5 separate regions of the Homo sapiens genome follow, and all the other regions are linked to region 3. The links are chromatin contacts, found by Hi-C or POLR2A ChIA-PET in ENCODE. All regions are on one chromosome and are shown on one strand. The core of a region is the stretch at or near the end of the contact, and the rest is flanking DNA. Distances in the headings are between cores, read along the strand shown. Region 1 overlaps CPEB3 (cytoplasmic polyadenylation element binding protein 3). Region 2 overlaps CPEB3 (cytoplasmic polyadenylation element binding protein 3). Region 3 has its middle 52 kb from the start of HHEX. Region 4 overlaps CPEB3 (cytoplasmic polyadenylation element binding protein 3). Region 5 holds the start of CEP55 (centrosomal protein 55).

Evidence for each region. A loop is a pair of places that touch in the nucleus more often than their neighbours do. ChIA-PET counts read pairs that join two places held with the same protein, here RNA polymerase II (POLR2A). Pooled maps may share reads with other maps.
Region 1: a loop to region 3 is called in a map with no recorded cell type, with 12 times the contacts of the local background. The contact joins two enhancer-like sites. A Hi-C loop is called at or near these places in 27 of 37 single-sample maps with no recorded cell type and 5 of 50 pooled maps. POLR2A ChIA-PET finds 5 or more read pairs at or near these places in 1 of 52 experiments (activated T-cell).
Region 2: a map with no recorded cell type shows a loop between it and region 3 (17-fold over the local background). The contact joins two enhancer-like sites. A Hi-C loop is called at or near these places in 9 of 37 single-sample maps with no recorded cell type and 5 of 50 pooled maps.
Region 4: a map with no recorded cell type shows a loop between it and region 3 (22-fold over the local background). The contact joins two enhancer-like sites. A Hi-C loop is called at or near these places in 9 of 37 single-sample maps with no recorded cell type and 5 of 50 pooled maps.
Region 5: a loop to region 3 is called in a pooled map, with 4 times the contacts of the local background. The contact joins the promoter of CEP55 here to the enhancer-like site in region 3. A Hi-C loop is called at or near these places in 3 of 37 single-sample maps with no recorded cell type and 6 of 50 pooled maps. POLR2A ChIA-PET finds 5 or more read pairs at or near these places in 2 of 52 experiments (GM12878 and activated CD4-positive, alpha-beta T cell).

What each region holds. Positions count from the first base shown.
Region 1 is chr10:92,140,804-92,143,503 of GRCh38, reverse strand. CPEB3 (cytoplasmic polyadenylation element binding protein 3) reads left to right here. Exons shown (of 10, transcript NM_014912.5): 6 at 386-475. Among named protein-coding and RNA genes, the nearest start is that of CPEB3, 150 kb to the left of the region's middle. Within about 2 kb of position 1,368, at least 7 of the 41 ENCODE cell types and tissues checked have a DNase peak (open chromatin) inside an H3K27ac peak, as active enhancers do.
Region 2 is chr10:92,210,074-92,212,773 of GRCh38, reverse strand. The region is part of intron 2 of CPEB3 (cytoplasmic polyadenylation element binding protein 3); the gene reads left to right. Among named protein-coding and RNA genes, the nearest start is that of CPEB3, 80 kb to the left of the region's middle. RefSeq lists an enhancer at 1,273-1,442. Within about 2 kb of position 1,338, at least 7 of the 41 ENCODE cell types and tissues checked have a DNase peak (open chromatin) inside an H3K27ac peak, as active enhancers do.
Region 3 is chr10:92,741,045-92,743,744 of GRCh38, reverse strand. No RefSeq gene overlaps it. Among named protein-coding and RNA genes, the nearest start is that of HHEX, 52 kb to the right of the region's middle. RefSeq lists an enhancer at 938-1,277. Within about 2 kb of position 1,349, at least 4 of the 41 ENCODE cell types and tissues checked have a DNase peak (open chromatin) inside an H3K27ac peak, as active enhancers do.
Region 4 is chr10:92,100,237-92,102,936 of GRCh38, reverse strand. All of the region lies in intron 7 of CPEB3 (cytoplasmic polyadenylation element binding protein 3), which reads left to right. Among named protein-coding and RNA genes, the nearest start is that of BTAF1, 180 kb to the right of the region's middle. RefSeq lists an enhancer at 1,237-1,536. Within about 2 kb of position 1,394, at least 9 of the 41 ENCODE cell types and tissues checked have a DNase peak (open chromatin) inside an H3K27ac peak, as active enhancers do.
Region 5 is chr10:93,495,234-93,497,974 of GRCh38, reverse strand. CEP55 (centrosomal protein 55) reads right to left here and starts at 1,363. Exons shown (of 9, transcript NM_018131.5): 1 at 1,052-1,363. RefSeq lists a silencer at 1,035-1,544.

The DNA of each region.
Region 1 (2,700 bases), core at 119-2,618, 600 kb after region 3:
GAAACCATATTTTAAATATTTTCTGTACCTTACTTTCTTACTAAAATCAGAGAACATTCCTATTTTTAGAATCTTTCTATTTGACATAGAAGTCACCTTAGTTTAATATGAGATACTTTTCTTCCAAATTCTTTATGTCAAGTTTATTGGCAGTGAAAGGAAATGAATTATAGTTAGAAACACACTTTGCATGATTAAAAGTGAATAACCAAATGTACACCCAAGCAATGGTATTTCACTTAGTAGGTTTCACTTCCGTAAAGATGCTATAGAAAACAACCCTCAAAACATTTTTTTAAACTAAAAAGACATGTTTTGTGCTCTTCTGGTTTTCTGATTGCAATATTTTTTTCTCTTTTGCTAAGATTCTTTCTTTGTTTTGTAGATGAGATCACTGCCAGCTTTCGCAGGTTTGGACCTCTCGTAGTAGACTGGCCTCACAAAGCTGAAAGCAAGTCTTATTTTCCTCCTAAAGGTAATGCTCTTAAAATGTTTCCACTGCTTGCCTGTTGGAGAGATAGCATGACAGTTCAATAAAAGGCAGCCTTTTAACTCTTGAAATAGCTGTTGAATTTTTTCCCCCAATTAGGAAAACATTTTAATGTTGATCATCCTTTTGTGTATTATGTTTCCACTTAGAGACTCTTCCCCTGAAGCACACTGATTGTTTCATGGCACCGATTTTATTGACAGTGAGACCCTGGAAGTCTGTTGTGGATGAGCCTCCTGCTAATTTTCATTATTTTGAAAGGAAAGATCTAGGGTTTTGAGGAATGTCAGCAATGGTAAAGGAAAAGATTATTTAGGGTCAGATTTTATTTGTATTCCATAGCCCTGTGGTTTTATAGATCTTGTAAACCCCAAACCTGGGAAACCTAGTGGCTAAAGAATGGCATTGTACAAAATTATCTTTATCCACATCTGTATATTAAGTGACTTAGCCTGTTTGGGAGCAGAGGGCAAACTAGCAAAAGACACTCCATATGACCTTGCTTCCCTGATTTTTGGGGAGGCTCATTTGATAATTTATGAGTGCATGAAAATATATTGCTTTGTTCATAGTTTGTCATTTCTGCAGAATCTAGGGAACTTTACTGGTGATATTCATTTGGGTGTGTTCCTAGATTTATATAGAAGAATGTTTTGGGTTAAAGGTTTTGTTTGTGTTACATTCTGTAGATATGCTTCAAGGATACATTTCATTTCAGAAAAATGGCTTTTTGATACGTATTATTGTGTAATATTACTCAGCACAAAAAGATGAAGTGAAAATACTTGTCCTTCCTGTGCCTCATAAATGAATCAAATTATAGCTTAACCTGAGGAAGGCAAGTGGCTTCCTTTTATGTCCGGTTTGTTAGGTTTCATTGTCAGTTGTACTTCTCCAATTCTCACTCTCTTCATAACCCACAAAAATAAGTTAATATAGAGGGCTGTTGCTTGTTCTTTGTTTTTTTTTTTTTTGTTTTTATTTGTTTTTTTTTTTGAGACGGAGTCTCACTCTGTCGCCCAGGCTGGAGTGCAGTGGCGTGATCTCGGCTCACTGCAAGCTCCGCCTCCTGGATTCACGCCATTCTCCTGCCTCAGCCTCCCGAGTAGCTGGGACTACAGGCTCCTGCCGCCACGCCCGGCTCATTTTTTGTATTTTTAGTAGAGACAGGGTTTCACCGTGTTAGCCAGGATGGTCTCGCTCTCCTGACCTCGTGATCCGCCTGCCTTGGCCTCCCAAAGTGCTGGGATTACAGGCGTGAGCCACCATGCCCGGCCTTTTTTTTTTTGGTATGTTTTCTTATCAATTATTTATTATAACCATATGAATAATTCCAGTTATTATTTTTATTTCAATAACTATTATTATTATTTTTTATTATTATTATACTTTAAGTTTTAGGGTACATGTGCACAATGTGCAGGTTAGTTACATATGTATACATGTGCCATGCTGGTGTGCTGCACCCATTAACTCATCATTTAGCAATAGGTATATCTCCTAATGCTATCCCTCCCCCATCCCCCCACCCCACAACAGTCCCCAGAGTGTGATGTTCCCCTTCCTGTGTCCATGTGTTCTCATTGTTCAATTCCCACCTATGAGTGAGAACATGCAGTGTTTGGTTTTTTGTCCTTGTGATAGTTTGCTGAGAATGATGATTTCCAATTTCATCCATGTCCCTACAAAGGACATGAACTCATCCTTTTTTATGGCTGCATAGTATTCCATGGTGTATATGTGCCACATTTTCTTAATCCAGTCTATCATTGTCGGACATTTGGGTTGGTTCCAAGTCTTTGCTATTGTGAATAGTGCCGCAATAAACATACGTGTGCATGTGTCTTTATAGCAGCATGATTTATAGTCCTTTGGGTATATACCCAGTAATGGGATGGCTGGGTCAAATGGTATTTCTAGTTCTAGATCCCTGAGGAATCGCCACACTGACTTCCACAATGGTTGAACTAGTTTACAGTCCCACCAACAGTGTAAAAGTGTTCCTATTTCTCCACATCCTCTCCAGCACCTGTTGTTTCCTGACTTTTTAATGATTGCCATTCTAACTGGTGTGAGATGGTATCTCATTGTGGTTTTGATTTGCATTTCTCTGATGGCCAGTGATGGTGAGCATTTTTTCATGTGTTTTTTGGCTGCATAAATGTCTTCTTTTGAGAAGTGTCTGTTCATGTCCTTCGCCCACTTTTTGA
Region 2 (2,700 bases), core at 89-2,588, 530 kb after region 3:
TAATATATTTTATTTAACCTCTATATGTGAAATGTTATTTCAACACATGATCAATACAAAAATTATTAATGAGATGTTTTACTTTTTTTTGTACTAAGTCTTTGAAATCCGGTGGGTACTTTACAAATACAGCACATCTCAGTTTATTCTAGCGACATTTCAAGTGCTCAATAGCCACATGTGGTTAGTGGCTACTATATTGGACAATGAGGATATATTGTTTTAGGCTGGGCAAAGTGGCTCACACCTGTAATCCCAGCACTTTGGGAGACCGAGGTGAGTGGATCACCTGAGGTCAGGAGTTTGAGACCAGCCTGGCCAACATGGTGAAACCCCATCTCTATTAAAAACACAAAAATTAGCTGGGCAGTGGTGAGTGCCTGTAATCCCAGCTACTTGGGAGGCTGAGGCAGGAGAATTGGTTGAACCTGGGAAGTGGAGGTTGCAGTGAGCTGAAGTTGCACCACTGTACAACTGTCTTGTTGTACACTGTCTTGTTGTACCACTGTCTTGTTGCCTGGGCAACAAGAGTGAAACTCCATCTCAAAAAAAAAAAAAAAAAAGAATTTATTGTCTTAAAACATATATGTTGGAGCTGGGCACGGTGGCTCCTGCCTATAATCCTGGCACTTTGGGAGGCCAAGGTGAGCACATCACTTGAGGTCAGGAGTTCAAAACCAGCCTGGCCAACATAGTGAAACCCCGTCTCTACTAAAAGTACAAAAAATAAAAATAAAAAATTAACCAGGAGTGGTGGCGGGTGCCTGTAATCCCAGCTTCTTGGAAGGCTGAGGCAGGAGAATTGCTTGAACCCTGGAGGTGGAGGTTGCAGTGAGTCGAGATGGCACCACTGCACTCCAGCCTGGGCAACAAAGTGAAACTCCGTCTCAAAAAAAGAAAAAGATATATGATCTTAGAACATATATGTTTGAGCTGGGCGCAGTGGCTCATGCCCATAATTCTAGCACTTTGGGAGGCTGAGGTGGGCGGATCACTTGAGGTCAGGAGTTCAAAACCAGCCTAGCCAACATAGTGAAACCCGGTCTCTACTAAAAATACACACAAAAAAATTAACCTGGTGTGGTGGCGGGCTCCTGTAATCCCAGCTACTTGGGAGGCTGAGGCAGGAGAATTGCTTGAACCTGAGAGGCAGAGGTTGCAGTGAGCCAAGATCGCGCCACTGCACGCCAGCCTGGGCAACAGAGCGAGACTCTGTCTCAAAAAAAAAAAAAAAAAATTATGATATATGTTTGAATGAGCTGTTGTTTAAAACAATTTGAGCTTAGATAGTTTGTGTTCCGTGTCATGATTTGGCACAGTTTATCTGTTCTGAGTCATAGTTTCTGTTTCTATGTGGTTTCTGTTTCATTTCTCACTTTCATGCATAAATCTGTGATCTTCCATTAGCATGCCATTATTAATACACATATACAGAGATATAATCTATAATTTACAAAGACAATGTAAGAGTTTTCTTGGATACTTGATAAATTATCTACCAGACTAAGCCTTCACTTCCAGTAGGTATTGTTTCATCAAATTTTCTAAACAAAAATTGTCTAAAAGTGGCTGAATGCTTATATTGTTCCACCAGTTTTTATTTTATGTGGTGCTTTCTTTATAGCTGACAAAAGCATTTTACATATATTCTCACTTATAAGATATTTCATGGTATTTTCTTTGAGCTTTCATGTTTATAGCTTTTATTTATTGATTTATTTTTTGAGATGGAGTCTCACTCTGTTGCCCAGGCTGGAGTGCAGTGATGTGATCTCAGCTCACTGCAACCTCTGCCTGTATTTATATATGTACCAGGCTCAAGCGATTCTCCTGCCTCAGCCTCCTGAGTAGTGGGATTACAGGCATGTGCCACCACGCCTGGCTAATTTTTGTATTTTTATACAGACTGGGTTTCATCATCTTGGCCAGGCTGGTCTCGAACTCCTGACCTCAAGTAATCCGCCCGCCTTGGCCTCCCAAAGTGCTGGGATTACAGGCATGAGCCACCACGCCTGGCCATATTTATAGCTTTAAATGAAATTGTTTTTATTTAGTATAGATGTTATCAACACAATTATAACATTATTCAAATGAAGAGTAGTTGTTAAAGTCATCATATATCCATTGGAATTGAATTATACCCTCAGTTTTTCCAAGAGACTACAGATTGTTCAATAGTTTATGTATTACCCCTTAAAGTGTGTATGTGTGCGTGTATGTTTATATTTTTCTTCCTTTCTTTTGGTTTCCAGCAACTTTCCTATCCTGCATTATTTCAAAATAATTGCTATTAATTTTTTATACACATTCAGTTCCACTTAGTTGAATGGAATATATTTGCCACTTTCCTTTTTCACAGTTTCATAGTTTGCTGCCTGTAAATCATGCCTGATTTTACTTTGGTTCATTATTACTCCTTCATGAAGACAGAATTGAGGTCCCTTCTGCTTCCATACCATAGTTGATGACCACCTTCATTTGTATCTTTATAGCATCCAGGTGAGGTAGGCATTATTGTTATCCACATTTCTCAAATGAGGAAACTCATACACAGGGAGATTAAATAACTTATTCAATTCTATTGAAATTTGAGTGCTTACAGTGTGCTGTGATTTAAATCTTTTTATTTTTATCTAACTGCAGAGCGGCAGAGCATTATAATTCTGGCTACTACAGGTCATCCCAATGAAAGACTGATTA
Region 3 (2,700 bases), core at 100-2,599:
CATCAAGTCACTCTTTCCACTTGGAAGCCCATCGCTACCCTCATCCACCTCACTTTATTCTAGCTATACAGCAAAGATCGTCTTAAGGCTGGGTGCAGTTGCTCATGCCTGTAACCCCAGCACTTTGGGAGGCCAAGGCAAGAGGATCACCTGAGTCAGGAGTTCAAGACCCTATCTCTACAATTTTCCCGGTTTGGTGGCACGCACCTGTAGTCCTAGCTACCTGGGAGGCTGAGGCAGGAAGATTTCTTGAGCCTAGGAGCTCAAGATTGCAGTGAGCCATGATCATGCCACTGTACTGCAGCCTGGGCGATAGAGTGAGACCCTGCCCCACCCCCACCAAAAAAAAAGATGGTCTTAAATGTGTCTCCATGAAGTTGTTGCTAATCCCTTCAGCTGGTATAATGTTTTCCTCCTCCGAATGCATCGTTTATGGTATTGGTAGAGTGTAAGTCCTTTTCTGACTATACTGTAATTACATATGTGCATAGCTCATCACCTCTACACAGCCATAAGCTTCTTGAGGGTGAAAACAAGGTTATTCATCTTGGTATCAGCTTGGTCCTAAGCCCGCTTCTCTGTTCACTCTCTTCTCTCCTTAAATGATCTCATGATTTATGACTTCATCCACTCCATCTAAATGCTGATGCTTCCAGCCCAGACCTCTCGGCTAAGCACCAGATCCTACTCACACCACCTACTCCCATAGCCCCGTGGGTGTCTCCAGGCTCCTCGTGCTCGGTGTGTTCAGTGGGAACTCACCGTGATGCCCCCCACCCAACTCAGGCCTCCTCCAGGTTTCCTTTCTTGGTAAATGCCACCCCCATCCCCTACTGGACATCCAGTTTTGCAAGCCAGAATCGAGGAGTCCTCTTGGAACTCCTCCACCCAGCAACATCTATGTCTACTCCATCACCAGGCCCTGTAAGTTTTACATTTTAAATGGTATTCAAATCCCATAACTTTTCTCCACCTCCACTACACCCCTTAATCCAAGCTGTCCTCATCTCTCACCTTGCCCACATCCTCTGCTGGTATCAAAATAGGCTCCCCACGTCACCTGCAGCCTCACATCTCCAGTCCTAGTTCATATGATTTGAATGTCACTTGTTTTGTTAAACTCAAATCTGGCCAAGTCACGCTACAGGTTTAGAATCTTCTGTGACTTCCCATTGATCTAGGATAAAGACCCAAATCCTTAATATAAACTGACCACAGGGCCCAGCATCATCTGGCCCCTGTTTATGTCTCCAGCCTAATTTTGTGCTACTTTCTTTTTTACTCTCAATATTTCAGTCACAGGGCACTACTTTCAGTTCCTCAAAAGCACTGTGCTCTCTACAGCCCTGGGGCCTTCATGCATGCTGCTGCTTCTCACTCTGGCCACCACCTTTGCCTAATAAACTCCTGTTCATCCTTCTAGTCTCAGAACAGATCTCAGCTCCTCAGAGAAGCCTCCCTGACCAGATCTGGTCACTCAATTACATATCCTCATTGTTCTCTGTATTTTCTTTTATTGTATTTAGATTGTTCCATAATTATAGATTTGTGTAATTATTTGAAGGTAGATGTGGCTATTTTGTTTCAGCACATAGATATAGAAAATTATATTAATGACCAGCTACATTTGGCTGCCAATATTGTCAAGATATGTCAAGTTTTTCCGGAGGCTTATAATTTTCACATTTTCCTCTATTTTCTAGTTGCATCAGTAAAAAAAAAAAAAAAAAATTTGAGACAGAGTCTCACTCTGTCTCACCCAGGCTGGAGTGCAGTGGTGCAATGTTGACTCACTGTAGCCTTCACCTCCCGGGTTCAAGCGATTCTCCTGTCTCAGCCCCCTGAGTAGCTGGGATTACAGGCACGTGCCACCATACCCAGCTAATTTCATATTTTTAGTAGAGATAGGGATTGATTCTTTCTTTCTTTCCTTCTTTCTTTCTTTCTCTCTCTTTCTTTCTTTCTTTCTTTTGAGATGGAGTTTCACTCTGTCACCCAGGCTGGAGTGCAGTGGTGCAATCTCGGCTCACTGCAACCTCTGCCTCCTGGGTTCAAGCGATTCTCCTGCCTCAGCCTCCCAAGTAGCTGGGATTACAGGTGCCTGCCACAATGCCAGCTAATTTTTTGTATTTTTAGTAGAGACAGGGTTTCACCATGTTGGCCAGGCTGATCTTGAACTCCTGACCTCAAGTCATCCACCTGCCTCAGCCTCCCAAAATGCTGGGATTACAGGTGTGAGCCACTGCGCCCGGCCTGCATCAGTTAAAATTTTACTTAGCTGCAAGTCACTGAACATAGTGCTTCACCAAATAGGGTTTTTTCTCTTTTTCTCACATTATAGAAGTCTTGAGGTAGGGCTGAGGCAGCTGCTTACAGAAAACAAGGTCCCAGCCTCCTTGTAACTTTTCTCCGCTACTCTTAATGCCTGACTTTCTTCCTCACAATGGAAAGCTGGGCTGCTGCCCCTCCAGCATGGTGTTCATACTCTACACAGAAAGAAGGGGAGGGGTCAAGGGCAAAACATGTGTACTGATTGGACTTGTCCCTTTTTCTCAGGAAAACAATAGGGCTTTCCTGAAAGCCCCACAGAGGAAGCTTCTACGGATATTTTTTGGCCAGACTTGGGTTGTAGACACTTCAGCTTCAAGGGGCTCTGGGGAGGTATGTGATCTTCCATGGGCAACCTGCTGCCCTAAGCCC
Region 4 (2,700 bases), core at 145-2,644, 640 kb after region 3:
TAGAGGATCTTAGAGTCCAATAGAGGGAAATAGACATATGACCAGTAAATGACCTAAGGAGCCACAGATGCTCTGAAAACCTGAAAGTTAAAATAGCTGGATAGAAGTATTAGAGGGAGTAGTTGTGACGGGGAGAGCGCTCAAAGGGCAGAGTACGCAGATGTTTCTGAGGCAGTCAGAAAAGCCTTTAGAGAGGTGTTGACTTGAGTCTTCTGAGCATAATATTTAATTGATAATGGCTTTATTAAATCAAATATAGTGCAAAGATATACATAACCATTTTCATGGGGCAGTTTATGCATGCTGTATTTCTGCACTGAGTGCCCTTATGAAACAGTATACCGAATTGTTCGAATTGTTCATCAGTAACTGAAGTTCCCAAAGGAGTTGTAAAGCCTGTAGCTTCCTTGCATCAGATAATAGGCTCTGCAGCCTGGTGATGGGGGCAGGAGTTTCCTTTTTGTACCTGGACTGTTTCCTAAACCTGAGGGTGGACTTGGAGCATCCAAGGAGGATGTGAAAGAATTTCCTAGGGTTACTTTTGGCTCCCTGTCTAGGAAGAATCCTGGCTATTTTGATGAAGATTTTCTATTTCTACTTGGAGACTACTTGTATCTAGGGAATGGGAGGAATAGTCTGAATGTGAGAGTTACAGCTTTTTGCCTTGAGGCCTGACGGAGGTCTGACTGAAGCCCCCAGAGCTACCCAGGATATAGTCTTACTAAGGCTAAAGACTCCTTTCTCTCCACTACCCCCAGAAGATGCAGGGAAGGCATCTCTTCCTCTTCAGCACTTGAGAATAATAGATAGCATCTAAACTCCTGAAACTGGCTGACCTATTTGTTAGGGAGCTATGTGGTCAAAATTACGTTGAAATGAGATGCCAATATCAGTGTGCTGTAAAGAGTCTAAACCACAATTATTGTTGTGGCTCTTAGTTTTGGTGATTAATAATAAACCAACTCCTTATGCCATGGAAGAGATAAAGATGCCTCACAAACCACAAACTAGTTTGTTTGTTTATTTATTGAGACAGAGTCTCTCTCTGTCACCCAGGCTGGAATGCAGTGGCATAATCTCGGCTCACTGCAACCTCTGCCTTCCAGGTTCAAGCGATTCTCCTGCCTCAGCATCCTAAGTAGCTGGGATTTCAGGCACATACCACCACGCCCAGCTAATTTTTGTATTTTTAGTAGAGATGGGGGTTTCACCAAGTTGGCCAGGCTGGTCTCGAACTCCTGACCTCAAGTGATCTGCCTGCCTTGGCCTCCCAAAGTGCTGGGATTACAGGTGTGAGCCATCACACCCGGCCACAAACTAGTTTATTTCTGATATTGCTGGGGCAATCCAGTCATTTTGTGAAGTCTGTGATGCTTAAAATAGAATTGCTGACAGCTGGGGTGGGTCTGAGTTCATCACCACTACAACTGAGCTGTTGCAGCTGTATGTCAGCAGACCTAGGTTTAGCTGACTCATCCTGGCTATTAGGATGAGCTGGGGTGCTGCTTCTTGTTGGGGAGAGCAGTCCTGATGGTTCTGCAGTATTGTTTTTCCAATTTATGTAGACTAAAAGGATTGTAGGATTGGGGAGAGAAAAATGGAGACTTTTTTCCTAAAGAGCTTGAGTTTGAACGGTACTGAAAAGAGGAAAAGGAAAAAAGAAATCAGAGTATGGGGGAAGTAGCTGAGCTCTGAACCAGGTCCTTTTTGGGAAAAAGAACATACGGCTTTGAGGGGGTCTTTGGTCAGATGGTTTCCCGAGCTGGCCACCTGATTGCACTGTTGACACCGAATGGTTTGCCATTTGGAACTGCCTTGAGATGAACAGATGAAAATGAAATCCTATGCAGTAGGATGTTCATGTGATGGGTGTTGTAACCTAAAGAAGGGACCATACAGAGTGAGATGTTAAAAATGAGCTTGACGATATGTATAGGTAGATGAATATCTAAATACTAAATTGTAACTGAGAGAACTCTAGCTGTAGGGATATGTGGTTATGTTGAGAAATTTGAAGTCTTGAGGTTTGTGTTAAAAACTGTTCTTGGCCGGGCACGGTGGCTCACGCCTGTAATCCCAGCACTTTGGGAAGCCGAGGCGGGTGGATCACGAGGTTAGGAGATCGAGACCATCCTGGCTAACAGGGAGAAACCCCTTCTCTACTAAAAATACAAAAAATTAGCTGGGCGTGGTGGCGGGCACCTGTAGTCCCAGCTACTTGGGAGGCTGAGGCAGGAGAATGGTGTGAACCCGGGAGGCGAAGCTTGCAGTGAGCCGAGATCGTGCCACTGCACTCTAGCCTGGGCTACAGAGCGAGACTCTGTCTCAAAACAAAACAAAAAAACAAAAACCATTCTTATTGGCTGGGCGTGGTGGCTCATGCCTGTAATCCCAGCACTTTGTGAGGCTGAGGTGGGCGGATCACCTGAGGTCAGGAGTTCGAGACCAGCCTGACCAACATGGAGAAACCCAGTCTCTACTAAAAATACAAAAAAATTAGTGGGGCGTGGTGGCGCATGCCGGTAATCTCAGCTACTTGAGAGACTGAGGCACGAGAATCACTTGAACCTGGGAGGCAGAGGTTGCAGTGAGCAGAGATCGTGCCATTGCACTCCAGCCTGGGCAACAAGAGTGAAACTCTGTCTCAAAAAACAAACAAACAAAAAAAAACCTATGTTTTCTCCTTGCTGCTGGGGGGAA
Region 5 (2,741 bases), core at 114-2,613, 750 kb before region 3:
AATTTTTTTTTATCTATTAGTAGAGATGAGGTTTCACCATATTGGTCAGGCTAGTCTCGAACTCCTGACCTCAAGTGATCTGCCCGCCTCGGCCTCCCAAAGTGCTGGGATTACAGGCGTGAACCACCGCGCCCGGCCACCTTTCCCTGTATTTCCTATTCCAGTCATCCACAGGGTTCCCCCAGTTCAAACCTTCCTCAGCATGCCTTCCCTCTGTGAACTCTTAACAAACGATATAGCTGCCCCACCCCCACCCCTACACAATCTAGTACCCAATTACACTTCCTGCTAACCTTTTATTTTTTCAATTGTTCAACTATTTTTTCAAGGACTGCACTTTGATTTTTGTTGTTGTTGTTGTTACCCACAGAGCCTAACAGCAAGCCCTCAGATATGATTGGTTGATTGGGGCCGGGCGCGGTGGCTCACGCCTGTAATCCCAGCACTCTGGAAGGCCGAGGCAGGTGGATCATCTGAGGTCAGGAGTTCGAGACCAGCCTGCCCAACATGGCGAAACCCTGTCTCTACTAAAAATACAAAAATTAACCGGGCGTGGTGGCGCACGCCTGTAGTCCCAGCTATTCAGGAGGCTGAGGAAGGAGAATCGCTTGAACCCAGGAGGCAGAGGTTGCAGTGAGCCAAGATCGTGCCATTGCACTCCAGCCTTGGTGACAGAGCGAGACTCCATCTCAAAAAAAAAGAAAAAAGAAAAGAAATGATTGGTTGATTAGCTGAAGTGACCTAAGTCATGCTGGACAGGTGACCAAACAAGCGCTTCCATCCAGTAAATGGTACAAGGCCTCAATTACAAGCCGCATCTTCTACAAGGCGACGCCAATCTTTAAAAATTCCCACATAAAATCTCACTTGAGGAGACAGACAGGAAAAGAGAAACTGCAAAAAAAGGCACAAGTTTTCTCACTTCTAAAATAAAGATGTTTGAGGAACACACAACGAAAGTGCCTGCCAATCGGAAAAAGCCGTCCTAACAAAAGACCTTGGGCAAGTCACTTGGCCTCTCTGCGCCTATCTGTAAGGAGATGATACCCACCGCCAAGTCCAAAGAAGCGATCGAAGAGACAACGGTCTTGAGGCGCCCAGCCGGGTGCCAGGCACGAAGTGAGCGCCAGGGAAAAGGACTGTTATCAGAGCGGGCAGAGATTGAATCCCGCGGACGCGATCTGCCCACTGACCTGCCCTCCCTGGCGGTCCGGACCGGCCCGGCCCCGGGGCTGCGGGTCCTGGCCGCCCCTCGCCACCCTCCGCGGTCGCCTCCCTTGGGCCAGCTAGCAGCTGAAGCGAAGCGCGGCGCTCGCGTCGGCCGAGTCACACCATCAGGTGTGGATGCCGCTTCCGGGAGTTTGAATCCCGCGGCTGCAGGGCGGGGCACGTCACTGCCGGCAGGGCGCGGCCCGCAAGAAGGAGGAGCAGCGCGCGCGCGGCGGGGACGCGGCTCCCCGATTGGCTGCCGCCTTTGAAGGGCGGAGAGTAAACCTGAGGGCGGGCCGAGAAGTGGCTGGGGCCGCGGGGCGGGACAGAGGGCGGGAACACTTCCTCCCGGGCCCGCCAGCTAATTCTGGGATCGGGGGTTCTCTGCGGGCTTAGACCTAAACAAGCTTGGTGTCTCGCAGTCAGGGGCTGGTTTTGTGTTTATACGCTTTTAGGAGAAAGCAAATTACTATTTTTAATGGGATAAAACCAGTGACGATGGACCGAGACGAACTAGTTCTGCGCTCTTGAGCATAGATTCTCCCTGTGTGAAGTGCGGCCCCTCCTGCCCTGGGACAACGGGATTTCACAAAGGAGCACAGCCCCCTTGTCATCCCCTCGGGTCTCACTCTGTCGCCCAGGCTGGAGTGGAGTGGTGCAATCATAGCTCACTGCAACCTCAGTCTCCCGGGTTCAAGCGATCGTCTTGCCTCAGCCTGCCGAGTAGCTGAGACTACAGGCGCACGCCACCACGCCCGGCTAATTTTTTATTAAAAAATTTTATACAGACAGCGGAGTGGGGGGGGGGGGGGGTGGTCTCACTTTGTTTCCCACTCTGATCACGAACTCCTGCCTTCAAGTGATCCTTCCACCTCGGCCTCCTAAAGTGCTGGGATTACTGCCAAAAATCAGCAGCACAGCAGGGAGTGTTAACGGGAGAGATGAGAGGCACGCCCAGGTTGAACGCTGAGATTATGAATGCTAGCGGACCGGCTTTCAGACCAGACTGCTACCCTCCAGCCTGATATCTATCTATTGATCGATTCTAGCTCTTGATTAGCCGCTTTGAGAACGTTACTGCTGAGAGAAGAAGCACATGAAATGTTTAGCAGGGCCTCCCTTTCTCTCCTAGACCCAGCATAAACTCGCTGGAGATTTAAAACAGTAGATACACAGTAGCAAAACATCCTAGGTACACAATATTGTACAAAGGTTATAAACTCTAGATTAGGACTTTCTAGATTTAATTCCTTACTGCCCTGACTAGATGTGTCTCCTTGGATAAATTTATTTAACCTATTTGAGCCTCGGTTTCCCGATGTGTAAAATGATGCAAATAATAATATTTACTTCACAGCTCGGTTATAAGGATTAAATGAGGAAATCCGGCCAGGTGGAATGGCTAATTCCTGTAATCCCACCACTACGTGAGGACGGGGAGCGAGGATTGCTTGAGGTCAGGAGTTGGAGACCAGCCTGGGCAACACAGAGAGATCCACTCTCACCCCACCCAATCCCTGTCTCTAATTTTA